Linked DNA regions of Mus musculus: region 1 is linked to region 2. Evidence: chromatin loops called from intact Hi-C (ENCODE). Cell type or tissue: left cerebral cortex. All regions are shown on one strand. Each heading gives the region's core, and the rest is flanking DNA. Links, peaks and the distances in the headings are about the cores only. Region 1 overlaps Ptprm (protein tyrosine phosphatase, receptor type, M). Region 2 overlaps Ptprm (protein tyrosine phosphatase, receptor type, M).

Region 1 (15,462 bases), core at 2,860-10,859, 110 kb before region 2:
TGTCTTGAGGCATGGAGTGCTTGGGGGAAACCCAAACTCCTTAAGACTGATAATGGATCAGCTTATACATCTCAAAAATTCCAGCAGTTCTGCCGTCAGATGGACGTAACCCACCTGACTGGACTTCCATACAACCCTCAAGGACAGGGTATTGTTGAGCGTGCGCATCGCACCCTCAAAGCCTATCTTATAAAACAAAAGAGGGGAATTGAAGAGATTTTACCCCGAGCACCAAGAGTGTCTGTGTCTATGGCACTCTTTACACTCAATTTTTTAAATATTGATGTTCATGGCCATACTGCGGCTGAACGTCATTGTACAGAGCCAGATAGGCCCAATGAGATGGTTAAATGGAAAAATGTCCTTGATAATAAATGGTATGGCCCGGATCCTATTTTGATAAGATCCAGGGGAGCGGTCTGTGTTTTCCCACAGAATGAAGACAACCCATTTTGGATACCAGAAAGACTCACCCGAAAAATCCAGACTGACCAAGGGAATACTGATGTCCCTCGTCTTGGTGATGTCCAGGGCGTCAATAATAAAGAGAGAGCAGCGTTGGGGGATAATGTCGACATTTCCACTCCCAATGACGGTGATGTATAATGCTCAAGTATTCTCCTGCTTTTTTACCACTAACTAGGAACTGGGTTTAGCCTTGATTCAGACAGCCTTGGCTCTGTCTGGACAGGTCCAGATGACTGACACCATTAACACTTTGTCAGCCTCAGTGACTACAGTCATAGATAAACAGGCCTCAGCTAATGTCAAGATACAGAGAGGTCTCATGCTGGTTAATCAACTCATAGATCTTGTCCAGATACAACTAGATGTATTATGACAAATAACTCAGCTGGGATGTGAACAAAAGTTTCCGGGATTGTGTGTTACTTCCATTCAGTATGTTAAATTTACTAGGGCAGCTAATTTGTCAAAAAGTCTTTTTCAGTATATGTTACAGAATTGGATGGCTGAATTTGAACAGATCCTTCGGGAATTGAGACTTCAGGTCAACTCCACGTGCTTGGACCTGTCCCTGACCAAAGGATTACCCAATTGGATCTCCTCAGCATTTTCCTTCTTTAAAGAATGGGTGGGATTGATATTATTTGGAGATACACTTTGCTGTGGATTAGTGTTGCTTCTTTGATTGGTCTGTAAGCTTAAGGCCCAAACTAGGAGAGACAAGGTGGTTATTGCCCAGGCGCTTGCAGGACTAGAACATGGAGCTTCCCCTGATATATCTATGCTTAGGCAATAGGTCGCTGGCCACTCAGCTCTTATATCCCATGAGGCTAGTCTCATTGCACGGGATAGAGTGAGTGTGCTTCAGCAGCCCGAGAGAGTTGCACGGCTAAGCACTGCAATAGAAGGGCTCTGCGGCATAAAATGAGCCTATTCTAGGGAGACATGTCATCTTTCAAGAAGGTTGAGTGTCCAAGTGTCCTTCTCTCCAGGCAAAACGACACGGGAGCAGGTCAGGGTTGCTCTGGGTAAAAGCCTGTGAGCCTAAGAGCTAATCCTGTACATGGCTCCTTTACCTACACACTGGGGATTTGACCTCTATCTCCACTCTCATTAATATGGGTGGCCTATTTGCTCTTATTAAAAGAAAAGGGGGAGATGTTGGGAGCCGCCCCCACATTCGCCGTCACAAGATGGCGCTGACATCCTGTGTTCTAAGTGGTAAACAAATAATCTGCGCATGTGCCAAGGGTATTTTACCACTACTTGTACTCTGCCTTTCCCGTGACGTCAGCTCGGCCATGGGCTGCAGCCAATCAGGGAGTGATGCGTCCTAAGCGAAGGATAACTCCTCCTTAAAGGGGACGGGGTTTTCCGCCATTCTCTCTCTGGCTCTGGCGCCTGCTCGCTTGCTCCTAAAGATGTAAACAATAGAGCGCGCTCTGCGCTTTGGCGCGCCGGAGCTCTGGCTCCTAAAGATTATTGGGGTGGCTTTCGCTTTTGGGGCTGGGAGTTTGCGCTCCTAGCTCCTGAAGATGTAAGCAATAAAGTTTTGCCGCAGAAGATTCTGGTCTGTTGTGTTCTTCCTGGCCGGGCGTGAGAACGCTATTAAGACTTGCCCAGCACCTAGAAGGCTGTAGGTTCCACGCCAAGCACTGAATACCCCCACCAAACAGGCTGCAGTTATATCACCCCTCCTCTGGCATCCAGTTTTCCCAAGAAGACTGACCCTCTCTTGCACCTTTCATTCCCTCGAGTCTATATATAATCTTTGTCTCTAGAAGCCAATAAAGAGAACCTGGCCCAATGCAAACCTTGTGTGCTTCTTCCTTTAGCCCTAAGCTTTAAAGCCATCTTCTCCCTCTATGTTCTTGCCTTGGAAATAAAGGACAGTTCTACCTTTGACCACGCCTAACCTTAACCTCCATTCTTTAAATTCCTGCTCCTGCTCTGCCAGCACCATGGAGGGCAGCCTCAAGTAGACGGTACAGGTTCATTAAAATATAAATAAGTCAAGGAAAATACTGGCAAGGAGTTACTCTCAAGCCCCACATTCTCTCATTCATTCTAGCAAAATAAACAAACTACCCTTCAAACCAGAAGGGATGCAAAATTATCACTCACGTGTCACGCCACCGGAAGGAAAAGTGAAGTGAGAACGAAAAGCTAAAGCTGATTTATTTTGTTTCTTAACTACTTGGTCATAAAACCAAGATTCCAACATAGGTAGGTGATTGGTTCTTTCTTTAAATCTCACCAGATATGAAATGGTTTTCTTTCTGTGAAGCCTCACCTCGTCTTCTCATTAACATCCCTCAGGAAGATGGATTGTAAGTGTACCCAACACCGGGACACAAACCAGCCTGTAAAAAGGCAGGCTACTGTCGACATACTGTCACGTGGAACACCCTTTCTCGCTCTGCCCTGCAGGTCCTTCGAGGCTCACACCCAAAGTTCCCAGCTCGCTAGGCCCATTCGTGACAGCGGGGACATTTCTGCTGAGCTATTTGAACCTCGTTAGCCTGTTTTCTGTTCAGAATCAGTCACCAGACTTTTCTCCTTGTATTATTCCCAAGCATTTCCTATTATCCTTGACTCTCCATTCTAGACTCCAACTTCCGAGTGGGCAGGCTAAGTTCTTGAATCTTTTTTTCCATTCTCCTTGTGTGCCGTCTGAACAAACATTCTGGCAGCAGAAGGGAATGAGGTCAGCAGGCTCTGTGCGCATGAGCGTTGCCATGGAGTTCATGCAAAGGAGACAGGCAGGGCTTCCAGCAACAACACTTTTTTCCCCCAAAGGCTGCAAAACTTTGGAGCCAGGAAAAGCTGCATCCTCAGCCAGAGACACAGGAAGTCAAAAAGAACAATTCTCTATTTTTCCTCTGTCAACCAACCACATTATTAAATCCTAAAATACAAAGAAATAGCATGGCTGATTATTGAAATTTGGAACCAACACATACATGGCACTGGGATCGAGAACATTTTCCTCTCTTACTCTTTAACTATTTATTTCCACATACACTGAGTAAAGGCCTCTGATTTAAAGAGTGATCTTTTCTCCTTTTAAGACCTTTAAGCTGAAAGATCAAATCTCTCATTAACTCCTTCATGATCCTTTAATCCCTCTAGTTAGCCTTGAAAGCTGCAAATGTTGTTTTCTTACGAGACTGATTCTGTCCCACACAGGTCTGAATTAACAACCTCCCTGCTTACGCATCTAATCTTTTGCAGAGGCAGCAGAGGCCAGGAGGAGGCAGAAAGAGGACACACAAGACTTCATGGTAGGACCTGAGGATCCACATGTGACCAGAAGTCCTTCCTCAACTGTTAGGTCCTGCTCACCTCTTAATTCTCCATGGTCCACAAAGTAACCAAATGGCAAATACTGCTTATATATTTCAAAAAACATGGAGGAAATATGCCTCAGGGCACACCCTAATGGACAGACACAGAAGAGTTGTCACCTTAAGAATGCAAGATGGCCACATAAGTAGGAAATCACTTCTAGCAGAGGTACAGTGAAGCCATCACAGCCTTGAATTCAAATAAATGAAACGGGTTAATTTTTCTCCTAAAACCTTTAGCCAGGAGACAAGAGGCAACCAGTAGAAACAAAAAGGACAGCAAGAACAATTTAACATGTAGTTTCCCCCTCAATCTGAGCATTTTAGAGTTAGGCCTTCGGGTGGCTGACAGGTTAGTACTGAATCCCTCGGGCTATCACCAACAACGCATTATTCTTTCCTTCATCATTGTGGATCTGGACCCAAGGATCTCAGACATTTGACAGCCTGCTTTTGTCTCGGTTTTGTTTGGATGCCATGGATCGAATCTCTGGGCATGTCACCCCACCACCGAGCTATAGCCCCAGTCTAATTCCAGTTTCTATTAGTTACACCGTGACGGAGCAGAACTGACACGGTTGCATTTTTGATCCATTCCCCTGATGGCTTTGCTGGGCATGGCAGAGAAGATCACTTGACTTTGCTGTTCCAATGTACTTGGGAAAAAAAAAAAGAAGAATGTACTGATTCATTTTTGTAATGATATATATTTTTTAAAATTACAAAAGTCTTTAGTAATAATAAATTAGTCTCAGGGTTGTTTTTATGAATTCCTGGACGAGATTAAATGATTTCCTTAGTTTTTCGGCTAAATGGCAATTTCTAAAACTAGAGGTGGATTGTAGGTAGCTATGAGTTTTCAGAAGCATGCATAAGTCAGAGGGCTAAGGACAGTATTTACCTAAGAAATATTTGCTCAATAAAAAAATCTCATTATCTAAACTTGTGTGGTCCCAGAATCATATGTACCAGAGAACATGCAGAATGCCCCACCTGTGCTCAGAAACAATAAGCCAGGTGTGTGTGTGTGTGTGTGTGTGTGAAGTATGGGGGGTGCACTTGGGGGTGGAGTATAGGGAGACTACACAGGGATGGTCATCAGCTGGAGTGACAGAGTTTAATAGGAGAAATGGATTAGATCCGGTTTTCCCCTTGAGGTAAGGTTGACAGTTTCAGGAGAAGTGTGTTACTTTGTGAATATCTCAATATTTATTTGTTCTATAGCTAGGAAAAAAATCTTAAAAGTAAGATTTCAGAGACTTCTTAGCGGAGATACCTACTAAGGCTCACACAAAGATCTGGGCATGTTGGCAGATGGCTGCAGTCCCAGGGAGTCCGAGGAAGGAGTATGTTCATTTTCTGGACCAACCTGGGCCACTTAGTCCTTCGTGAGACCCCCTAGGCCAGCCTGCGGAGCTTAATCTGTACTAAGACCCCCATCTCAACACCACACAGCAGGGGCTGGAGCTATGGCACTGCAGTTAGGAGCCTTTCTGGATCTTCCGGAAAGTTTGGATCCTAGCGCCTACCTAGGCAGCTCACAACTGCCTATACCACGAACTCTCAGGAAACACCTAACACCCTCTTCTGCTCTCATACTATCACACACATATGATAGACACAAAGACATAGCTACATAAAACAAATCTTTAAAAATTATTTAGAAAAAATAAAAATACAAATGAACAGCAATGTAGTGGCTATTCCTGGTTGTCAACTTGACTATATTTGGAATGAAGTACAATCCAGAATTGGAAGGCTCACCAGTGACCCTTATCTGGAGGCTTGGAGATAGAAGTTTCTGATCTGGATCTTTGTATGGAGATCTTGAGCCTTAGTGGCTATGGATTCCAGAAGATTAAATCTCTGAGTTCAAGGAACACACCTTTAATCTGGGCTACACCTTCTGCTGGAGACAATATAAGGACATTGGAAGAAGGGAGTCTAGCTCTTGCTCTTGCTCCTTCGCCTGCTTGCTGTGTGAGACTGAGTAACTGCTAGATCTTTGGACTTCCATTCACAGCTGCGACTGAACCATTGTTGGGAATTGGGCTGCCGACTATAAGTCATCAATAAATTCTTTTACTATATAGAGACTATTCGTAAGTTCTGTGACTCTAGAGAACCCTGACTAATACAAGCAACAACAACAAAAAAATCACCCATACGAAGAACCAAGATCGGGCAGGGGGCATGTTCCACAGCCCGTGGCTGATACACATGCAGGGTGGTGCTCTAGATGAAGGAGATCATATGCGTCACAGTGGGACAACTGCATGGCTGTTGGGGTTTCTTAAAGTAGTTACCTCTCCCCCAACACACACACATACACACACACACACACACACACACACACACACACGGACCAGGAGCTGACTTCCCGAATGACACACAGGGCCACATTTTATGAGGGAGTTTAAATCCCACTGAGGACATTTGTATTCATAAGAGTTCATGGGACAAAGCCACGGAGAAGTAACTCACACAGTAGGAGCTACTGGCTATACAAAAGACACTTAGTATTCAAGACACACCATCTGGGTGGTAGCCAATAAGGCCTGGCAGAGCTGGTTTGGAAGAGAATAAATTATGTATTCCACCCTGTCCCCCATCCCCCCCCCCCAAGGTCCCAGCAACCACAGATATCCGCTGGAGGAGGACATGATGAGATCTCTTCCTCACATTCTGCTAAATCACCGTAAAACCAAATAAATTAGGTTCCTGCTTAAACATGGAACTCCACAGAGCCACTGTGATCCAGGGGACTTTCTGAAAGACGACCCCATCTCGGTTACGACTCCTGAAAGTACCTTTAATAAGGGAAAAGGCCACTTAGCCCATCATTAGAGAATAGAACGGCGTAACAGACCAAAGACTGAAGCCAAATTTAGCTGCATGATGATAATAGCAGAGGCAAAACTTCTGGAACTTGAGACCAGGAGAGAGGAAGATGTGTGAGTAGCCCTGGGTGAACCTGACATCAAAGAGATGACCCATGATAAAAGCATCAGAAAGAGGAAGGGAGGAAGGGAGGGAGAGAGGGAAGGCGAAAGGGAAGAAGGAAGGAGGGACAGAAAGAGGAAGGAGAGGGGAGGGAGTGTGGGTCTTGGTTCGCAGGTTGAGGGTACAGTCTTAAAGTAAGCAAGTCACAACCTTGGGAAAAGGAGGTGGCTCAGAGAACATTAGATGTCCCTTCCCAACTTCCCCTTTCCCTGTTCATTTCATTCTGAACTGAGTTCATGGAATAAAGTTGATCGTATTCAGGATGGAGTTTTCCATCCCGGTCATCCTGATCTCCAAAATCTCTTCAGGACATGCCTCTGAGGGTTTGTATCTGTGGCAGTTCTCAATCTCAGGGAGTTAACAGCAGAGATCAGCCACCACACCTGGCCAGGGTAAATCCTGCTAGCTTTAAGGCTTTGATGCGTGGTCTCTGGGGTCTGTATGTTAAATGGCCCGTGGTAGTATCTGGAGCCTTGGAGAGCTGGGGCTTGCTCCAAAGTCCTCTGATCTTACTTGGATGGATCCTTTGAGGTAAGATTAAGATATTCCATTCTTTCTGTGCTTCTCTGAGATAAAGCTGTACCTGCTGCGACATGTTCTCATTGGGACTACACTTACCACAGCCTGTAAGGCAATGGGTCAGTCAACCTCAAACTGAAATATCAAAAACTTAGCCATATCTTTTTCTTTTATGAAATTGAGTGCCTCTGGTAATTTGTTATGGTAACATTAACAGGAATAACACAAGACAGAGTCTTGGTCCGAAACTATAAGCTGGTAGGTATCCACGTGCAATTTAGGGAAAGGTCTTCAGTGTGCTATTGAACTCACCTGTAACATAGCAATCATGTCAAACTCAACCACAGGACTGTGATGGAGTTACTTATGTAAATATTTTTGCAGAAGTAATCTACATATTAAAATTAAGCAGAACTTCTACATCAGAAGGCTAGGGCCAGACAACAGAAACTCCCCGGAGAGAGGACTTTGGGCGAGGTCTCAGAGTATTAAAAGACAGGAAGACATGATGACTTTCCAGGCATACGCTCAGATGAGGTTGGACAAGCAACCCAGCTCATTTGTAATGAGGCAGGCCTGATTCTTGCAGGCTGGGCTATGACTCACTCACAGCTTTGCTGGCCTGCCTTCTGTGTGGTACCATGGAGGTGTTCTCTAGTCATGCCCAAAGGACCATCCTTTCACAAGCTCTGAAATAAATTTAGCACCAAGCTCTAGAAGCAGCCAACACCCCTTTGGAAAACACAATATAACATATGCTCATCATTTACATAACCAGACAGCTGGAGTCTACAGAAATGCAAATTCTGCCATCACTTAAATGTGAAGTGGAAGAAACTCTTTTCCCTGAAATGCAAGGGAGAGGGACAACAATTTGAGGGAAAGGTGATCAACAAATCCAACCCGGTGCACATAAAACAGAAATTCAAATTTCCTCCAAAGGTACACAGATGGCGCGTACACATATGAGCTCTATGTGTTTAGCTTCTGGGGCTTCAGCATGCAGCCATGTGGCTCCTGAGGACTCTCCAGTAGGGTCTCTCCACATCAGAGTGCATTCCATTGAGTGGAGTTCTGGAACGCTCCCCACCCCCCACCCCCACCCCTGGCCTTTATCTTTCCTTCATTCTGCTTGGATTTTTTTTTCTCTTCTCATGGAGGCAGTTGGTTGGTTGTTGGACTGAATTACTGGGAGCTACAAGCAATATTAACCCAGTCCAACCTTATTTTTGCAACTCAGTTCAGACTCTGTAAGCGCCCCGTCCCCCATAGGCAAGCAAACAGCCAGTCAAAATATGCTAACTTGTGCCAAACGCTACTGACATGAATTGCCTGAGCAATCTTTCTACCCAATTTTCTATAAGACAGACATCCCTCACAAGGTGCACACACACACACACACACAGATATTTATCCAAACACACATAATTTGGGAAAAAAAGGGGGGGAGGCAACAGAAAAATCCAGCAATTGCAAAATTACTGTTTCTATGAGTCTCTTTCATTATTTTAAAATAAAGCGTTTATCCAACATGCAACCTCTTGATCCCCATCTCTAATTGAGTGGCTGCCTTGAATTTAAAGCCCAAGTTGCTTTCAGCCCTCAGAATAGTCCCTTAACTCATTCTCAAATCATAGAGAGTGATTTAGATTCTAGAATGTTCCGGGGACAGCTGAGATGTCTCCTCTGTCCTGTTCTCTGGGGCCATATTAGGCTCGTGGAGGTTAATAGGTCAGTCTGCAAAGAAAGGATTTCTATTTCTTCAGAGAGATATATGTCCTCTGTACAGCCAACACTGGCCCAGCAGAAAGAGTTTCAATAAGTGCCCCTCAAGGCTGGAAAGATGCACTCAGCTCCCATGTGCAGAACTGTTATAGTATTCCCTGAGCTTCAGACAGGAAATGAGTGACTGGCTGAACTCGGAGCTCCTATAGGGAAGAAAAGGAAACTGAATGTTTCTCATCTTTCTTCCCCAAATTTCTTGAAATAGAATGTCCACAGGCAAAGGGCCAAGAGGTAGGCACAAAGAGAGCATAATTAAGGCACGCCACTTGCGTGTGGGAGGCCCTGAAACATGTTTGCAAAGAAGCTGTCGAACAAATGCTGCAATTATATGGATGTAAAGAAACACACCATCTCTTAGAAGCTTTAATGAATGCGCGTGATGTAATTAAGTCCCTGAACTTCCTTTGGGGATTTGAGCTTCTATGGCTGCACTTTACAGAATTAAAAACTGTTGCTTTGACTAGTAACCACTGAAATGACGCAGCAGGTTGGGTTGGTGTCTGAATGTACCTTCTGCAGGTAGGACAGGCAGGAAGCCACAGGCTCCCCTTTCATTTTCACGTAGAGTACACCAACCCTGTCCTCTCTACTGGAAGTACAAGGCCTGCAGTTATTAGCCATGGTAAAATAAAAACAGTATGCTTCAGTCAGTTCTAATTGTCATCTTGACAGAAGGTACATTCACTTGGGAGATGGACCTCTGGGGAGATATTTTGACTATGTTATCTGAGGTGGGAAGCCCTAGACCACTGTGGGTGGCACCATTCCTTAAGCAGAGAATTCTGGACTGTAGTAAGAGTAAAGAAATCCTTACCCCTCATCAAGGAGGAGTCTGTTTGCAACAGACAGAAAACTACAACCAATCAAAATGCAGAGGCATGGAGTCCAGCCCTAACTGATACATCTACAACACAACTCTTGAACCTATGGCTCAGAGATCATGTGGAGGAAAGGGCAAATATTTTAAGAGTCCGAGGAACAGAGATTTTGCTGTGAGATCGCGTCTTCTAGGAATATCAGAAGCTACACCCATAAAACCTTACGAAGACTGTGAGGGCATTATCTTCATAAGGACAACACAAACAGACATGTTAACATAGATGAGGGGTAGGTGGCTCACAAGGACTCAACTAGACACAGAAGAATGGGCAACTACAGAATGCTCACTGTGGGAGAAATAGTCTTCCCCAGGAAAAAGCATGGCGGTGGATTATTTAATACCAAGTGGTCAGCCCTGGAAGCACATACCTAAGAGTGCCAGCGCAGGCCAAGAAGCAGAGAAAGGTGAGGACCACCTGCCCTGAGCATCACTCGGAGTGCCCTTTATTCTGCCTGTGCTCCTAGTCCCTGGGACGGTGCTAGCCACAGCCAGCTAATCCCCCTGAAACATCCAGAGTGCTCCGCTCACCTGGGCTCGTCAGAGTTCCATCAAGTTGATAATGAAGACTAACTGTAACATTAGCCACAATTTGCACCCCACTCTAGGAATCCACTATGGAGCTGTTATGTCTTTATAGCTGCAGAGTGCTGGGCCCTGCTCACTTATGTCCTTATCATACTGCCAATGGCTGGGTACCAGGGAGCTAGCATCTGCTCAGGACAGATCATATCTGGAATGAATTCCTTGCTCTGTTCCCTGACTGAGTCTCCCTGATAGCAGGCTAGCTAGCCTCTTTTGGATGTTAGCTCTATAGTGTTTTCTGGGGGTTTCAGAAGCCAAAATCAGGTAAGGAAAAAAAAAAAAAAACTAATGTCATGAAGACATACTGAGATGTCTTCGTGTGGCATTCAGCCACCTAAATGTCTAATTACCGCCATTTTCAGGTATCTGATTTTTTTTTCTCCCTGCTTTTGGTAGGAGATTCACAAATCTAAATATGTCAGGCATGGTGAATAGATGAACTACCTACAGCTTTTGTATGATCTCATCTGAGATGGTCCTGCACAGTCAAAATAATCAGAGGCAGCTTTTAACAGTAGCTCTTTTTTAAATTCTAAAACTTAATGACATTAACTGAGGTAGAACAGTTTAAGGAAATGTCAATTATAACACACAGCAGGTGCTGACAAGCCGGAAACCATTCATCTGTCTTAGAGGGTTATTTGTTCAAGTTGGAAAGTGTGTGTGTGTGTGTGTATGTGTATGTGTGAGTGTGTGTGTGCTCGCATGAGCACATGTGTGTGCTTTAATGCATGCATGTGTATGTGCTCACATGTGCAGGTATGTGCTGGCATATGCACATGTATATATGTGCTTTCATGCATGGGTGTGTATGCTTGAATTCATGCACATGTGTGTGCTCGCATGCAGGTGTGTGCTTGCATGTGCACATGCGTGTGTCTCTGTGTCTGTGTTTTATGCATGTGCACAGGTCCATATCCTCTGAGTGCACATATGTGAGGGTGCATGTGAGGAGATGCACACACATGTGCAGAAGGAAGAGGACAGTCTCACATGCCATTCCTCGGGTCTAGTCCACTGACGTTTTATCTTGAAACTCACTCAAACAGGCCAGGCTGGCAGGCTAGAGAGCTCTAGCTGTCTGTCTACCTTTGCTTCCCCAGCACTAAGAATACCAACACACACCATTGTGCACAGCTCTCTTTTGTCTGTGTGTGTCCTGGGAACTGAACTCAAGTGTTTATTGACTGAGCTAACTTCCCAATTCCCAGGAAGGCTAATGTTAAAGCTTGACTATACTGCAGGCTTTGCAAATGCCTGGCATTAGTACCTTGTATTACAGGTTCCTGTTAAACCAATAACCTATGGGGCCATATCTTGACCTTCATCACGAATTCTTGTGAAGAGCATGGAGCATGGGCCAGTGAGCCATGTGTTCTTGGAATCATCTCATGAGTTTTCCTAATTTTGAAATGGGTACTAAAGGAAGCTGGAAACATTACAAAACATAGCAAGTTCCTGCCTGGACATGCGAACTTTCACTTTTCTGAATAAAATGACCTTGGTCAAAGCCCTTAGCCCATACTCAACTGAAGGGAGATGGTTGCTGTCCTCTCTAGGTTCTGACAGCCTAAGGCCTGATCCTACAAAAATTGACCACTGTTCCTATATGGAATATGTAAAGAGGCAAATGCCCCTTTGAGCAGAAGATATAGTAGTGAAAACAGCTATCACAGTAGAGACTGGTAACCTGTAACCTGTTCCTATTCTGTTTCTGACCCAGTCCAGGACATGGAGACACCAGTAGTGCCAGCCAGTTAGTCCATTCACCTGCTCAGAGCTGTTCTGTTTCCAGGCTTCAGCTGTTCACCCTCCTACCTCCTCCTGCCATCATCTCTGTTTCTCTACAGCATCCTTTTCGCTGAACGTTCTGAGACTAGTGCCCACGTTCCAGGGAGCCCACAGTATTCTAGCAATATATCCCACAGCTGTTGTTGATGATGTGCCTTGAAAGTCCTTTGCTGTGTTCCAGGTAAGACCTTCGTCCAAGTGCCTGCCAATGCAGGAGAAGCAGTCTGAAGTGACTGAGTCTTCAGAAAGGCACGAAGAAATATGAGCAACTGGAAGAGCTGCTTGGCTGGGTCCTGCATGGAGCACTTAGCTCACACTGCTGCCCAGAACCGGCTGCCCCTTCCCTCTCCAAATGCCTTTGTTTGCATATGGTTTGCAAGGAGACTGCCAGCCGTGGCCAAGCACAGCTCCACACTTATCAAATTTCATCTAAAACTCTTCATCTCAAAATGCCACTATGCCCACAGTACAAAGTGGATCAAAGGCTCTTCTCGTACCTTGATTATGGAAGGCAATTAGTTCTTTGTTACACTAAAACATCGTACCACATCAGTGGCCTGTACATAAAGAAGAGAAGCCCAGTTCTTCCAGAAAAGGAGCATACTGTCTCTTTTCCAAATATGTCTGGAGAAAGGCAAATCTATTACCTTTTATGGACATACAGTAAGATACCTATCAGAAACTACAAACTATCATGTGCAAACTGATTTTAATGACATACCCATGCCCTTTAATGAGTGTACTTACTAATAGTTTGCTTCATTAGGGAATGATATCTAGATAGAGTATACATTTTTAACTCTCTATAAGTTTAAGCTTCCAGTATTCCTGATAGTGGTGGGTTGATGTGTCATTTTCCTAGACCAGTCAGCATCTAGATATTGACTGAAACCTTGTTGCTAGTATTTATAGAAGCCACTCATACCTGAATTAGTGATGGAGCCACAAGCTCAGCTTTTCTTCCTGAGGTGCAGGGGCCATACCCAACCACAGAAAGGTTGGAGCAGAACAGAGGCTGAGCCTCCCACTGCTCTGGGAACTGACCTTGAGTTGACCTTGATCTGGCCTTTCTGTCTGAAGGACAATGTCAGCTCTTTGGCTCCTTCCTTCTGGCCTGAGGGCAGGCATGCTGCTGCTCACTCTTCTTGGTTTCAGGCTAGACCATGGGGCTTAGTCCCTCTCTGATGTCAGCCATTTCCCTGTAACAAATCTCTAACAGACACTACTACGTGTTCACACCACTGCTTCTGTTTCCTAACAACAGAAGAGTTTTTCCTCGGAACCTTCTCTATTCTTCCTTGCCTACAGAAAGAGTCGATGAGAATTAATCTGGGACCTTGATTCACTGACTTCTAAGCTGGTTAATGCTCGTAACATATATTTCACACTACCCCTGTTCTGAGAATCCTACCAAGCCCCCACTCAGCTGAGAGGAGGTTTTGTTGTCTTTCTGGAAACCCAGCTGAAGATGGGCTTTCTCTTGGGAATCCCCCCTCCCATCCTGCCCAGCCTGCATGACACCTGGTAATCCTCCATCCTGCTCTGGTAATATTGTCTATACCTTGGAGTGGCTTGTATCCTAAGTGCTTGCCCCTATACTGTGACTGTACCAATTCTCCAGTAGATTGCAAATTCACGGGCGACCATACTCCCTGTGCTCATGGAATGTGCCATTCTTTCCATCAACGTCTAGTGACGAGGCCATAGATGTTCACAGCTGCCTGTCGCTGTGACATTGGATTTCTGATTCTTATTAACCACAGAAGGAGAAGAAAGATTTCACAACCTTCAAAAAGCACTGGGGTGAAAAAATCAGAACTTCAGCTCGTTATCCCAGAAGCACCTGCTGGTAAGCCTGCTCCAGTGGAACATCTATTGGTACCCAGGATGAGGCATTCCCAAAACTCAAGAGGCTAAGGCAGGGCATGTCAGTATAAAACCAGCCATGTCTAAATCACCAATTTTCTTGAGACAACAAAAATAGCAAGCAAGGAAACACCCCCTTGGTTCCTTGCTTAATAAAGTAAATGACTTAGGCTAGTGGTTCAAGAACCAAACTGTAGGGCTGGAGAGATGGCTCAGCAGTTATCAGCACTCACTGCTCTTCTGGAGGATCCAGGTTTGGTTCCTTGCACCCATACAGAAGATCACAACTCTCTGTAACTCTAGTTCCAGGGGATCTGACATTCTCTTCTGGTCTCTGCAGCACAAGGCATGCATATGAACATGGAGATCATACATACATGGGGCAAAAATACTTATACAGATAAAAACAAAAATAAATAAATCTTCAAAAAACAAGTCATACCTTTGTTTCACAAGATCGTATGTAGAACGCTCAAAGAGCAGCATCCAGTACAGCTGTCCCAGGAAGGGGCTGAGTCACAAGAATTGCAGTCCCTTCTCTACCTACCAGGGCAAAGAATTGAGGAAAACCCACAGCAGATTTAAGAAGTCAGGGATCCTTCTTCCTGCACCTGGGGTGTAGCTGAGCTAAAATGCTTACACTGTATGTTCGTAGAGCGGATTCTGTTGCTAAGTCTGAAAAGTAGTTTTCTCTTTTTATTGAACATCTTTCCAATATTAGATCTCCTTTCTACGTGGTGTTTTAAAACCTTTTACTATCTACGACACTTTGCCAGAAAAATACTCAAGAATTCGGTTGCTGATCTCCCTAGACTCTGAGCCCCCACACAGTTACAGATCTACCTCACAATAGGTTCCATCCCTATGCAATACCCAGAGGCCGTGAGCTTCCTACATACACCACACAAGTTATAAACCTGACAGCATTAACAGCTCATCTTCTGCTAGGAACGGGGAACTATGCAAACCATGAGCAGACCCCTTTGCATCGAACAATTACGGAAGAGAACAGACTGGGTCAGTCACTAACATTATAAAAGTTTAAAAGTAAACGATGCTAGAGATGTCTTATGGAAGTCTCTAGATTAGATGACTTTTGAAACAAATAAATCTGCTTAATACAACTTGTTCTTATCTTTCGGGAAAAATTGCTTGCTGCATGGCGGGAGGATAATCAAATTAGATGCTAGGTTTCTCTGGAGCAGGGCAGCCTGGCAAACAGAT
Region 2 (15,462 bases), core at 2,564-10,563:
AGTCATAACATTTCAGTCCAGAGCAAACCTTCAGAAGTGGACAGTATTCAGATTTGTTTTGTGTAGTGTTTTAGGTTCACTTCGACCCTCCCAAACAAGCTGTAGAAAAATGCTGATTGCGTGCAAGTATAAATATTTAAAAATAGTATGTGCCCACTTGCAAGGTTTTTGCTGCACCGAGCCAGATTGCATTCAACTATTAAAGGCAAGGAGACCCTTGGTGAGTGTCAGCTACGCTTAGCTTCCTTCGCACTAAAAACACTTGGTGTGTGTTGTTTCAATCATTAGTCTGTTTATGAGTAGAAACTTGAAAAGCACGAAGCACACATATTTTTGCAGAGGACTCAGGAATAAAGGAGACTTCCAGGGCAGGAGAGAGACACAGAGATCTATCATTTGCTCAGTTATACAGAGTACACCCATCAGTGGTCAAGATTCTAGGCTGAGAGCCTGAAAGCCAAAATCCAATGATGAAGAAGATGTGGCTAAAGACTTCAGCGAGCTTCCAGTTCCACCCACCAAGGAACAACAGAGGGTTTTAAAAGTGCTTAAACATGTAGCTTGGCTGTTGAATACACAAGAAGGGGAGATGTGTGTGATGTGGGAAGGTAAACAGGTCAGTAATGGCTTCTTCTTCTTCTTCTTCTTCTTCTTCTTCTTCTTCTTCTTCTTCTTCTTCTTCTTCTTCTTCTTCTTCTTCTTCTTCTTCTTTTTTCAGAAGAATATTGCCAGGCTGCAGTTATCATCTGTGACAACAACTGGGCTAAGGGTCAGAATGAGTCCTTTGCAATGGAAGGTGAGGAAGTGGAGACAGAAATGGCCACTAACGCAGACTGGAGAGCCGGGGCAGAGTGCAGAGTGCACCTTGGAGAGGAGCCAGAACATCCCAGTCTCTGTGCAGACAGGCTGCAGTCCACACATCTCAACAGGTCTACCAAAGTGAATCATGGGCAGCTTTGCACCAGAGATCATTTCCCTGCAAAATGCATGGGCCACAATGTCTAGCAGCTCCACTTCCCTCTCCCAGAGCAGCAGAAGAAAACATATCAAGTAGAGACACAATTCAATCAGGATCCAAATGACTCCATAAATTTTCTCAGGTTTGAGCCTCAAATTCACTATCACTGCATCTCCACTTTGGCCTAGATTTCTCCCTGAAAAACACAAGGCCTTGGGACTGACTCCCTTGTTTGCCTGTAAATTATAATAAGACAGGTGGGAGGGAGCCAGCCAGCCTGGAAGAAAGGTTGGAACAGAAACGAGTTGGTTACTGATATGTCTACAATTCTTATAAGCAGGGCAGATCCAAGTATATGAGGTCTCGCTTTACCCTCAAGAACATCTCAAGTTCCCCAGTAAGTGAGAGTTGATAATTGAAACAATGAATGACATGGAAATGTATACTTGAGAGGTGGTTCAGAGGTTAAGAGGACTGACTACTCTTGCAGAGGGCCTGGGTTTTGTTCCCAGCTCCCCACTGTAGCTCATGACTGTCTGAATAGCCCAGTTCCTCTTCTGGCTTCTGTGGGCACATGACATACATACAGTCAGTGCACATGCATATGTCTGGGGAAATACTCATACACAGAAAATAAAAACAAATTCTCATGTAAAACTTACATTTTAATAAGCAAGGCCTAATTTTGTCATTTCCTGGTGCCAGGTGTCAGTCTGGAATGGTGGGGTCCTCCCGTGCTCCTCTAAACGTGTCCTATTACAATCTCATTGGATAAGAAGAATGGAGGTCTGGTCAAGGATTAAACTTCCGTGTGGCCTGAGATGATGCTAACTGTGATAGGCTATTCCTTGCTGAAATGCTGGGCTACCCATCAAGCTGGAGATGCCTTAGAGCTGAGGATGTAGGATTTGAATAAAGGGTTTGCCCAGTTTCCCCTTTCTGCTGGCCTAGGCAGGAGAAGGCATGGAAACACTGCGCTCTGCTTGCCTGCTTGCAGGAGGGCCCATCACCATCTTCTTTGCTCTTCCCAGAATCCTTCAGGGCTGGAGTTAGGTCTGTCAATTATGCGCTTGATTCTGACTCTATTGGGAGATGACAGAGCCAGAGTTTAGAAAGCAGAGCCTAGGAGGAGGAACTCCCACCAACCAGGAGGCTGCCTTGGAGTAGATAGTGGGATCTAGCCTCTTTATGTCTACTTACCCCAGCTCTGATTAAAGTTCTGCCATTTGTTCGCGCCCTATTGTTCTGTTTCGCCATAGACACCACCCCCACCCCCCAACACAGTCCAGATGAGATTTTGGATCAGAAATCACTGAGATAGTGAACCAAAATACAACTTAGGTTTTACTTTTATATTTGGAGATTATAATATCACTTTCTCCCTTCTCTTACCTCACTCTAAACCCTCTCATAGATCTCCCCACCCCCCCCCCCTCTCTATCCTGGTATCTTTTCTTCACCGATTGTGGTCCAGAGAGCTGCTCTTCTCATGGTAACCAAATAGCTGAGTGGAAAAGATGGAACACAAAAGAGAGGACCTGGAGACACAAGTTACGCCACCCAAAGGTGACCTACTTTCTGCCACTAGACCCTACTTCCCAGTGATCTCATTCTGAGCAGGTGGGGGGTGGGGTGTCTTGTATCCCAGCTCCAGACCACACTTTCCACATGCAAACCTGCAAGGGACATTTCATGTCTAGACCATAGCCCAGGGAGATGCTTTATAATGAACGCCGATACGTGAAATCTGACTGTTGCAACAGCTACAAATAGCCTACTATGGGAAAGGCTATGGCCAACACACCGGTGTTACACTTGTGACAGAGTCCCAGGCATCAAGGGAATGAGTAGCTCTGAAGTGAGAGCTGACGGCCCTACGTACTGAGGATGTGTGCAGGGAGGGCCACAGGGAGAAGGACAGCCCTGCCTTGCTAAAGGCCCATTCTTTTATCCACGGTGACACTAAGAAGAGGGTGCACACAGAACAACTTAGATTCCTCTGAGAAAACTCATCACACATAGCTTGCAGTTTCCTACAACTTTGGTGATCTTTTTCTATAATTTTTGAGCCTCTGCATGATTTCTTTCGTGCAGAAATCCCTAAATCCTGGATCCTAGCTCTTTGGGATAGCTATCTGTTTTCCCGGGACTTGGTCTGCCAGGCTAAGGAGAAAACTCTATCCTGCTTCTTTTGTAGAATTTAAATATTTTCAATTTAAAAATTCTTTAGTTGTCTCATCTTAAGGTTAAAAGAATTTGGTTCCGCAGCTGCTATGAGATGAAGGGGAGCCTCTTCAGCGTGACACACGGGACCCTTCAAATTGCACTCAGCCTATGTATAAGATGTGGCCATCTGTCAGCCTGCTCACTGGGCACTCTTTCCCATTCTCCCCAGACACAGGCATTCCAATGAGTTCCCACTATAGACGCTGAAAATCTCTAGGTCCACTGGAAATGGATCCCAACAGAAACAGCAAGGCACTTGTGCCAGGCAGAAACGGTCCTGTCTGAGCGTTATTTAGAAGTCAGAAGTTCATTGTCTCTGCATAATCATAGCACACAGATGCTATCCCACATCATCTGGACAGGCACCAGTGGCCTAAATGACCACCATGGCATTCCAAGGAGGCATGCTGATAACCTGTCGATGGGAAAAAAGGCCTGGGGCACCATTCAAAGCATGTTTTAATTTCCTCTTTTGGAATCACTATTGTAATCATGCTGCCACCTTCTTATGAGTATGTATATCTAAAGTGTGAGCATCTTGCTTACAGATCCTTAATAAGTCAGTTCGCTTTTGCTGCCTGCCAGTGAATGACATGGTAGTAAGCAAGCATGGATAAGAACAGAGTACATGTCTGGAAAATGCTTCTACCTTTGTAGAAGTAGATTAGAAATTTATAATGCAGAATCAGTAACCTTTGTTGGTACCTATCAGCTGTGACTCTGGTCTAAGGGGGAAGCAAGGAAGCTAGCCCTGCATCTAATTCAAAGCCTTCCTGACACAGAGTCAGTTAATAATCCCTCCAAGCCAACAAGTGTTACCATACCCATTTTGCAAAAGCTAAGATGGAGTCATTCAGCAGCAGCCACCACAGCCATGGAATATGCAAATCCAGGGGTCTCTGACTTTCTACGTTGGCCGTTATTGGGACCTGGTCTCACTCAGAGTGCGATGATACTTCTAGCCACATCCCTGGTACCACAGACATTTAAAGGACATTACTGACTCTTTCTACTCATACTTTCGTGGAGGAAGTGGTGCCCTCTCTGACTGACAGTCATATTTTTTTTCCACACTACAAACTAAAACACTGGACTTAAACCTTCCCATGAGTCTTTCAGGTGCTTAATGACCAAGGAGCTGCTCCATCTCCTTATACCGACAAATAGTTCATTTAGATCTTAAATAGTCGGCAAAGCCACTTCAGTGTGATTATCTCAACTTACAGGATGAAGACAGATGCAAAGGATGAAACCGAGAAGCAGACTGCCCCGACATTATTTAACACAGCAAGGGATACAGGTAGGATCCACAGGCAAGGCTGTCCCTATGCCTTTATTACTGGAAATTTCTAAAGCCTTTGTCTTTCCTGTATAGGCACTACTTCCCAGCACAGAGGCACACAGGAAAGAGCCTCGGGAGTTCAGGAAAGAGATTGTCCCTATGACAGAGAAGTGTTATGTAGACAAATGACCAAGCCACAAGGTCATCTGAGCCACCAAGCCTGGAGGCATCTTCCCATGAGGCTATGCTCCATAAACCACTGGATGACAGATATGCCTCATAACGTTGGGGACACTATTCCGTCACAGCTGACTGTTTCATTTCTTCATCTGTTGGTTTATTTATTCGTTTATTTTTACAGTTCTGAGGCTCAAGCTAAGGCCCTTCTACATGTGAGACAAGCATGCTCTGCCTTTTAGCCCTGCCCCTAGGATGAACTTTCGGGGAAGGACACAGCAAGCCACAATGAACAAAGACACACTCAGAGGGCAGGGGAACAGCTGCTCTCTGCAGCGAGAGGAAGACGACCATACTCAGATGGGGTCTCCATGTCTGGGAGTTCTACAGCAGAAGGCCCATTGGCCATAGATCAAAATTATTCAGAAAAACAAATGTATCTATCTTAAACATGCCAGACTTTTAAAAATCACTCTTCTCTGGAAAATGTGGTTTAGTAACTATTTCTATAATATTTATATTGCCTTGTGTACTATAAATAATCTAGGGACTATTTAAATAGACAGGGGGGTGAGCTATAGAAATGCAGATACATGTTTTGATATAAGCAGCAACCGACAGGTTTAACCCCTGAGGGACAGGGGTCAAAAAAAATCCAGCAATAATGAGGACTCTGTCGACTTTCAATTTCATGCCTCACAGATGACCAACTGCTAACAATCCGGTGTGTGCAATTCTAGATATTAGATCCATCCTTAAGTAGTATCTTAAGGTTAGGGAGCCAGTCAAAGAATATTTTGGTTCTGGTACCTGCATTTTGAAACAGTGCCAGGATCTTATACTACAAGCTTCTGTTTCCTAATGGAGTTTCCAGCAAAATGAGATTGGATGCTCTCTCACTCTCTCTCTCTCTCGCTGGCTCTCTCTCTCTCTCTGTATAATTTTTTTCTCTTACATATTTTTTATGAAATCTTTCAGGATTTTTGATGGATAATTCAATTAATTCTTATTAAAGGTAAGAACTTCTGTAGAAATGTAAAGAAGGAGACTAGCAGCCTGTCATTATTTCTGACCTGCACGGAAGAGGCGGGGGGGGGGTCTTGGAGCAGAACTGGAATTGCACAGAGCTCTCCCCCTGGTGTGCTCCTGTGTCCCCCCCCCACATCTCTGTGACTGAACACAGCACTCACTCAGCAGAGGAGGAGAGTGAGTTCCTAGAAAACAGCACACAGCCGCTCATTTGGAAGCACGACTTCCATCTATCACATCCTTTACCTTAGGAATGGCTTTCTTTCATCATCTGTGGTATTGTCGCTTAAATTTTGTGTTTTGTGAAGGATTGGTGGTGGTGGGGGTGTGTGTGTAAATCCTGGAGTACATGCTAACAAATGGCCAATTCAGCGACTCTCAGTTCTGTAGTCTAGGTTCAACAGATAGAGAGATCACTTGATGGCTCCTTTCTCTCCAACACCTGCTCTCGTTAGCTGGGCTTCTTTGACTGAAAAGACAACCAGAGAGAGAGAATGGAGTTCTACTGAGGAACAATTACGAAATCAGTTTTCATTGAAGTTCAAAGCTACAAACCTGATTAGAAAAAAAAAAAAAAAAAAAGACCTACCCCCCCCAATTGAAGCTATTTCTCTCTTAGTAGACAAAGGTGGCTTCAAAGAGAGCAAGTATGCAATACAATGCTCTTCTGAGCTCTCTTAAACTCTGTCCCCCCAAGGCCTCAAGCCCTGTTTTCCATTTCAGAAGCTCTTGGTTCCCCCTATCACTTCTAACCAACAGAGATGCTCTTACCGGTCACTGAGTGACTCCTATTCACAAAACAAAATACATATTGAGAAGCCAAGTTCAATTGTCCTGGTGCTCAGTCGCGTCCACTAACAATTAGCTAGCTCCGTCTGACTCCCCATGAAACTTATCAGTCCATCTTCCTCCAAACTTGACATCATTTTCTCTTGGTATGATTATTAACAGCCCTCTGGGTCTCGTTCCTGCTGATCATGGCTGTGTGGTTATCCACTGGTTGTTGGATTTTAGTATGGGCACTGGGAATCAAAGCCAAGGCTTCCAGCATGCCAGGAAGGAGTTCTGCTGAGGAGCTACACCCCAGCCAATGCGTACATTTCTGATGAGCTGTGTGGAATACCAAAACATGAAGGAAAGCAGAATTCTCCTTCTCTTTTGCATATGTTTCCTTTTCCAGGCGACTCCTGAAGCCAAGGAGCTGTCAGAAGGTTTGCACGCTGGCAGAAAAGCAAAGTGCCTTGCCAGCAAATCACATTATCACAGGGGCTGCCCCACGTCAACTCTTTCTTATAGATCTACGGCTTGACTGCACAATTACACAGCAGAAAGACACCAGTCTCCTTTGAAGGGACTTGGAGCAGAATGGCAGGGTATGTATTTGTAAGCTGCCCAAAGAAGGACTGTGTCAATATTTTGCCAATATTCTCAGCCTGTTCCCCCTTTGGCAAACTTTCTCATTCCGCAGTTAGAAACTTAGGTAATATTTTGTCTTTTACACATTTTTAGAGATTATGCTGCTATACCGTGAGGTAGTTAATGGTCATTGTCAAGTGGAATAGATTTGGAGTCATCTAGGAATCACACCCCTGGGAGTGTCTTTCAGTGGGATTTCCAGGAAGTTTAACAGGGAAGGGAAGGTGCACCCCAAAAGTGGGTGGTACCACCCTGTGGGTTGGAATCCCCAGCCTGAATAAAATGGAGGAAAGAAAAAAAATCATGCTGGCCACCAGCAGCCACCTCTACTTCCTGACTACGTCCACAAGGTGACCAGCAAACCTATACCCACTTCCCCATGCCTTCCCAGACATGATGGGATGTATTCCTGTAAACTGTGAGCTCCAGGTAAATTCTTCCTGCCATAAGAGGTTAGGTCTCAGCAACAACAACAACAAATAACTAACAAGGGTAGCTGTACCTGTAAGGGTTCTGCTTTCCTATGATGCTGAACCATTTATTGTTCTAGCTGGTGATGAGACCTGAGAGAACAGGACTGATGAATAAGGTGGACTAACGTCTCATGCAATAGCCCGCTTTATTCAGAGCATCAGACAGTTTATCCTCTGTGGGTTAAGCGGAGTCACACAAGTAAAGTGTACAATCACCAGGATAAACTGCAGGTGACAAAAACATGCTTTTACATGGATAACAAGAGCCAGTTGTAATGAATAACCTGAAGTAAGGTCTCTCCTATTTGCTACACCTGGGAGGGGCACAAAGATCACATTCCAAGACCAACTCTATGGTTTGTCTTTGTTTTTGTTGTGGTGCATGCCTTTAACCCTAGCACTTGGGAGGCAGAAGCGGGCAAATTTCTGAGTTCGAGGCCAGCCTGGTCTACAAAGTGAGTTCCAGGACAGCCAGGGCTACACAGAGAAACCCTGTCTCGAAAAACCAAACCAAACTAAACCAAACCAAACAAACAAACAAACAAAAAAGAAACGCAAGTCACAAGACTCTTGTCTTGGTTTCTTGAGATTTTTACAACCTGTCAGAAATCTCCTCACTTAACTCCATCCTTGGACCATGTTCTGACATTCAACCTGTTCAATGACTGTCGATCTCAGCTCCCTGACTTGCAGACTCCCTCAGCCGTGCAGAGGGGCTGCTGTAGACCTGGGTACTGCTCCTTACTGTAAGACACATTAGGGCAGCCTCTTGGCTGCACTCAGTCTGCAGGAGCCATGTCTCTCTCGGGCTGGCTGTGTTTCTCGTGCTTTTGGCTTCTAGCAGTTTGATGTTATACCTAGACTTCCTTTGCACTTACACGTTTGCATTTATAACCTCTCTTTACATTAGTAGCTTAACGGATCTTTGTTTGTTTGGGGAAAGCATCCATTCTGGGATCTGCAAATGGCTCAGCTGCTAAGCACAGTAACCCCAGTTCAATCCTTGGGGCTGCCAGAGTGAAGGAGAGAACCAGCCCCTGAGAGCTGCCCTCTGACCGCTTCATATCGCTACAGTGCATGCACACACAGTGCCTTAGTGGTCAGGTAAACAAGCAAGTATTTTTAGAGCATCGGTCATTGTATCCCATCCTGCTTTTGTCTGTTTCTTTGTCCTTCTTTTCCCTCCAGGGGCCTCAGTGGCAGGTGATACATCTCTGCGACTTTCAGCTATTCAGCTCCATCTCTGCTTTCCTGTCCTCTCGGCATCACGGGCCAAATTTATTTTCTGTCTAAATTCTGGCTTGCCAGTTCTCTCTCGGCATGTAAAATCTCACGTGAAACCAAGTCACTGAGATTTTAATTTATAACTTGTTTACATTCTCAGATATCTATTGGTCCCTCACTTGCAGACCGAGTTCTCGGTAATATTTTAATTATTGGTATACTTCAATCGTTTGACTAGTCTTATTCAGAGCTAAATAGTTCCATCAAGTGCATCACCTCAGGGTTTCTGTTTTCATGCCTTAACCTCGACTGATTTTCAGTTATGGATCATGTTGGGGATAGTTGGCTATTTTTAAGTTAGTCGCACTATTTAAAAAAAAAAAAAAAGTTACAGAAAAACTTGCTGTCCCCCACTGATCCTGTCTTCTGTAGAGAGGACTCACTTGCTTTAGCATAGGGCTGGTTAGGAGTGGGCTGCTCTGTTCTACAGTTCGATGTGGGTAGAAGCTGGTGTCAGTCACTCAGTCACCCAGGCATCTGATGTCCTTGCCTCACTCTTTGTCCTATGGTCTGTTACTGTGCAGTCCTAGTGAAAGCAGAGAAGGCCTGGAGTTTTTTCCCTGGCTCCCCAGGTGGCCAGAATGTAAATGTCAAAGCTCTTTGAATCCTCCTAAAGCTCCAGGCAGCTCTGCAGCCTCTCAGGTGACTTTAGCAAATGCCTGAACTGGAACTTTCAGGGAGGTCTGGGCTCCTCCTGGTTATTTGCCCAGGCAGCTGCTCTCTCCATGTTCAGCCTCACACACTCACCCTTCTAGATCTTCTATTTCTTCTAAATGAAGAGGGGTCTGAAGCATGCTAGTGGGGCACACCTAGAAATGAAGTTCTTAATGCCGTCATTTAAGAACTCAGAACACTGGGCCAACCAGATGACTCAGCAGGTGAAGGGAACTCCCACCAAGCAGGCCCGACACACACAAGCCAAGAATTTTATGGTCAGATTCATTTTTCCTCCACGTCCATGTTCCTACTCAACCCAGACACATGGAACTTCTCATAAGCAATGACTGTTTGGGTTGCCCCACGGTTGCTTCGCCTGTGCAAATGTTTCTCTCTTGCACAGACCAGAGAAAGAAAGAAAGAAAGAAAGAAAGAAGAGAAGAGAAGAGAAGAGAAGAGAAGAGAAGAGAAGAGAAGAGAGAAAGAAAAAGGCACAACTTAGCTGCTCTTTACAGGATCCTGGGAAAATTGAAACAAATGAAACAAATACAAGACTGTGTTTCTGTGTTTAGGAAAACACTCAATGTGTAGCTCATACAAAGCCAACAGATCTTAGCAAGATGAAGGCCGCCCTGTGGTCTGTGGGAGCTTGCTGAGCTCCTCGGTGACTCAGCCCCTTGCTTCTGCACTTCACACTTTAGAGTACAGAGACATCTTGTTGCCAATTTCTGTCACATGATCAGACTGTTCTTTGAGGATGCTTTTCTACAAATCTTGCCAGCACTCGTGGTAACAGACACACAGACACAAAGCCACAGACACGCCAAGTCCATTCATCATTTGAGCCAACAGTCATGGGCTCAAAGCTGCACAAATGCCTTCTATTTAAGATCCCCTGCCCGTGGAGGAACACACTCACATAAGCAGGGCAGGGAGGATGGGATAGGGAGTTTCTGGGAGTGGGGGAAAACTGGGAGAGGGGATAACATTTGAAATATAAATAAAGAGAATATCCAATTTAAAAAAGTATTAAAAATCACATGCCCAGAACAATGCAGTAGCACCTATCACCAGCTCCTATGCACCATCACCTGTGCACCAGTACTATGTAGCAACACCTCTGCATCAGCACCTGTGCATTTACCTGTGCACCAGCACCTGTGCATCAGCACCTGTGCATCAAGACCTCGGCACCAGCACCTGTGCATTGACAACTCTGCGTCAGCACCTGTGTACTGGCACCTCTGGATCAGCACCTGTGCATCAGCACCTGTGCATCAGGACCTCGGCACCAGCACCTGTGCATTGACAAGTCTGCATCAGCACCTGTGTACTGGCACCTCTGGATCAGCACCTGTGCACCAGCACCTGTGCATCAGCACCTGTGCATCAGGACCTTGGCACTAGCACCTGTGCATTGACAACTCTGCATCAGCACCTGTGTACTGGCACCTCTGCATCAGCACCTGTGCACCGGCACCCCTTCATCCTGCTGAGTCTGAACATTGCAATTATACACCTCCACAGTCTACACAACCAGGCTCTACAGATCTCCTAGAGAGTATATACTGGGCATGGATCAAATCCTGGGATCAAACACACACACACACACACACACACACACACACACACACACACACAGAGTGCTTTGGGGACTGGGGAAACAACTCAATCAGTAAACTACTTGTGGTAAACATAAAGCCCTAAGGCTGAGTGTGGAGGTATGTACGTATCACAGATCAGCACTGTAGAAGCTCGGATAGGTGGCTCCCCAGGACCCACTGGCCTGCCCAGACTACAAGGTAAGTTCCAGGCCGAGGTAAGACCTTATCCTATAAAACATGGGTCCTGAGGATGACACTCAAGGTTGACGTGCAATGCATGTACGCATATATAAAATCCTGAACACACACATTCATGCATGCACAAATACATACAGACTGACACAAGTAAGAAGAGAGAGAGAGAGAGAGAGAGAGAGAGAGGTTATTGATCCAAGCCCATTGTCTCTGGTGCTGGAGCAGGAGAAAGGCTTTGTTGTGGATAGGAGGCCCGGAAAGAATGTCATTGAAGCCACAAGAGAGGAGCCCTCTATGAGCCACATCCTGAGTCCCCACTGAAAGCCTGAGTCACTTCCCTGAAGTCATCGGCAGAGGTTAATCTAAAGTGGAATGAGCAAAATCTTACAGCCAGCCACTGGAGAAAAATCTGTTTCATAGTCAAGAGGAAAAGTCAGATGGACCCATGCACAATGTATTCTAGCAAAAAAAAAAAAAAAAAAAAAAGACTTTTTTAATGCGTTCGTGCTGTCTTGTATCAAGCTGAGTCAGCCATGAGCTTCCCTGTGGCAGGAGAGACAGAACCACCTGGGAACAATAAGACCCCTGAACTGAAATCAAGGCTGAGACATTCGTGATAGTTTATTCATAGGAATCTGAGCTCTGGGAGCTTCTGGGATGTGGATCAGGGTGCAAATCAAGAATCAAAAGCATAACTTCCTTTTCCAGTTGGTCCAGCAGACTCTTAGCAAAGCTTTCTGTAGGGTGGACGCCCATCAGGGAGCAGCAATATGGGGATGCCGGAGGAAGGCAGTGGAAGAGGACAGAAGCACAGACAATGTGGCCCCAGGCAGCCTGCAGCTACCCGTTTTAAAGAATAAGGTATCTGAGGAAATCCCTACTCGAGCTGATGAGCGGGAATGTGGCGCTTTCTTCCATGTCTACTCTGTCCACTTAGCTCTTGGAACATGTCGTCTGTGATGAGCACGTGCTCGCCCTCCTCTCTGATAGAGGACACGTGTTCACAGTGTCAACTCTTCAAGGCTCTGGGGTCAGCTCAGCCGTCATGACAGGCAGAGCCCTTGGGTGGTCACGTGAGGATTCAGCATCCTCTGGGAACTGTACACATTGCGCATCGGCAGTGCGCCGGCCCACAACAGGTGTGATATGGCTGTGGGGAAGGGAAGGGGGGCGCCGGCCCACAACGGGTGTGATATGGCTGTGGGGAAGGGAAGGGGGGCGCAGGCCCACAACAGGTGTGATATGGCTGTGGGGAAGGGAAGGGAAGGGGGGCGCGCTGTGTTCTTCTCAGTCTTCAGTTTTAGGATCGGAAATTTGAGGCTATCGTTATTCATCTCCTGTGCTGCAGAGAGAAAGCCTGACCAAGAGGGAAGCCATCACACCAAGCACAGCTCTAGAGAAGGATACAGACTCTTGACATTATTGAGCCAATGGATCCAGTGGTTACCCAACGCTGACTTATATCTCACTGCTCTAAAGAAGCCCCTCAAACAAAGAGAACACCATCCATACAAGTCCACGGACAGGGACCACAATCAGCAGCCGGTCCACAAATCCTGGCATGTTCAGACGTTAGAATTAGAGGCTGGCAGGAGCTGTTCAGAGTAGCTCATCGGAGTTCCAAAGACAGAGAAAGCAATGCTTCCTGATACGGGAGGGGATAATGGAACCCTGTCAGGGTGAGCCTGAGGGTCCCTAGGTCCAGGGTGTTATCTCCAGTCCTCATTTCCAATCCACAGCCACGTAACAGCAAGATACCATAAGGGAGACATGACCTCTGCTATGGCTGGGGTGTCTGCTGCAGGAGAGTGGGAGAAATTACAGTGCCCGGGCTGGGATGATCAAAGATCAGAAGCACTCAGAGAACCCCAGTTACCAAAATGACACCCTAACATGGCAGAGCAGATCTGTCTCCTAGTGATCAGAAACAAAAGGATGGGTAAGCAGTGCTTACAACAAAAGGGATTGCTGCTTCTTTCACGGTCCAATCATGAAATTTGTTTTCCTTGACTTAGAAATGAAATCTGTGTCCACTTTTAATACAACAAACATGTTGGCCAAAGCGCCTTGGATTTCCAAGGGCATATACCAAAGCTAACACGGCAGCTTCTGGGGTTCCAACAAAACAAGCAAACCCCACAGCCAACTGCTAAACCATATGTTTCCAGTGGCTTTCGTTGGACAGAAAGCCAATTCATCACGGGAACAAAATACAACATCACAGACTCCAGTCAGATGGCACAATTCTGAGCATTTGTCAGCTCTCTGCTCTGAAGTCTAAACAGGAAGAGGCATCTTGCCTGAAAATGGGAGACACACTGCCAATTTTAGCACAAACCCTGTGCAAGTAGGGAAAATGTGCGGAGGTTTGAGAGGCAGACCACGGGGTGAGCTCCTAACACGGGGTGAGCTCCTTACAAGTTATCCACAGCAACAATTAAAACCTCAGAAGGCTTCTGATACTAGCCAGTGATCTTTCCTGCAATGCTAACGGGAATGTTCTGGAATAAATATATTATTGCATTGGTCTAAGATGGACATGACGAAGAAGGTAGAGTTGTTCCCCAAGGGTTATGTTTCAAAGTAAAATATAAATAACCTCTGGCAATATTTAAGACCATGGCTCCACTCCACAGTACAGATAATCAATATCTGCCAACTGTAATCTTGCCCTTCTCAAAAATAGAATGTTTTCTCCTAAGCAAGGTAAGATCATGGTTACCAGCTCACTTAAACTTACATTCCTCCTGACTTAATACTAAAAACTTAGGTTTAAACATGATTCTAGAACACAACAGAGTCTATTCAGTCAGTCAGTTCAGAATTATTATCACCTACGCTTTCAAAAGCTCCGTTAGGCTTAGAGACGTAGGTTGAACTCTTCACCTGCTTCATAGTCAAACAAAACATAGTTTCTGTTGACTTTTGGTAGTAGCTGGAAATTCATGGGAAGTCAGCCTATTTCCAAAGGGGAACCATAAACACAGGCTCATGTTAACTAACAAGCGCAAAGGAAACCCCAGATGTTTCTTGGTAAAGGAAAGGTACAAAGGCTGCCTCTAACCCAGTCTTTATCATTCTCCTCTCTAGATTCTCAGACAGTGAGGCTGTCAACTGGACCGAAACCCTACGTCTTCAAGGCCTGTAAGCACATACATCTCCTAGCAACCGTGACATGTGTGTCTTACTAGTCACTCTGACTGGATGGTATCAGTTTCTGAAGGAATAACTAAGGACACACAATGATAGTGAATTCTGTGGATCTGAAGCCGTGACTAAGGTGGACTGCTGACACTTAAGACTCTGTCAGGCTCCCTGGGAGTGACACTGACCCACTTCTACAGCTAGAAATGAACTCCGCCAGAGAACCAAGACATCTAGCGGTATGACACCCAAGGAAAATGGGCTCTGGGTGCTCGAAGCAAGAGAGTGACTATAAAGAAGCAACACAGAACATTCACTATAGCCTGTTCCATCCAGTATATCAAAAGAATAAAGTGTACTGTGTTTATCAGATTGTTTTAACTACTTGGTATTGAGGTAAATCTTTGTGTTCGCTAAGCACACAAACCCCTGCCCAACTTTCTAGCAGTCTTGGAAGATTTTAACTCTCATGAGTTGAAAGGAGGGGTCCCATTTAGCTCCAAAGTAAATTAACAACCTCTGAAGGAAAAAAATGATACTCATTAAATCCTTTAATTACCGCTTGAAGATGAAGAATAAGGGAGAGAGAGGAGGGAAGGGAGGACAGAGAGAGGGAAGCCGAGGAGGCAGCCAAGAAGTAAATCTGAGGGCTGAGGGAATTCTGTGGTAAAATTTCTATTCTATTGAAAAATCTTATACTTCTTTGGACTCACAATTACCCATATTAGAGCCTAGCAAACGATCTTGCAGATACCTGCATAATGCCTTGGGATTTATGAGTCGGGTTGACTTAAGATATCTCAAAAGCCTATTTGAGCCATGGTTTTGTAATTTCCATGACACAAAGCCATGCTTTGCTTACTTTCACACACAAATTTCCTATTGATATTCTACGCAGCTATAAACTCGGCGTATAAGAATGGCACTTTAACTTGGCAATTTAGCTAGGGCCACCCATATCTGGAGGACAAATACCTTGATTAGCTGGGACGGAGTGTGCTCGTCTTTTCCTGGATC

The links. A loop is a pair of places that touch in the nucleus more often than their neighbours do. Peaks named below come from ENCODE experiments on the same cell type or tissue, not always from the same donor. Only the 100,000 strongest peaks of a DNase experiment are listed, where the experiment ranks them.
Region 1: a loop joins it to region 2, with 2.4 times the contacts of the local background. A loop is called at or near these places in 4 of 42 quality-filtered maps.

What each region holds. Positions count from the first base shown.
Region 1 is chr17:67,004,035-67,019,496 of GRCm38, forward strand. The region is part of intron 7 of Ptprm (protein tyrosine phosphatase, receptor type, M); the gene reads right to left. Among named protein-coding and RNA genes, the nearest start is that of Mir5709, 14 kb to the right of the region's middle. In left cerebral cortex, for the core only: no CTCF peak of the experiment used is centred there; DNase peaks (open chromatin) are centred at 3,184, 6,343, 8,009, 8,582 and 1 more place; H3K4me3 peaks cover 283 bases; H3K27ac peaks cover 1,185 bases.
Region 2 is chr17:67,114,189-67,129,650 of GRCm38, forward strand. The region is part of intron 2 of Ptprm (protein tyrosine phosphatase, receptor type, M); the gene reads right to left. Among named protein-coding and RNA genes, the nearest start is that of Mir5709, 96 kb to the left of the region's middle. In left cerebral cortex, for the core only: no CTCF peak of the experiment used is centred there; DNase peaks (open chromatin) are centred at 6,877 and 10,224.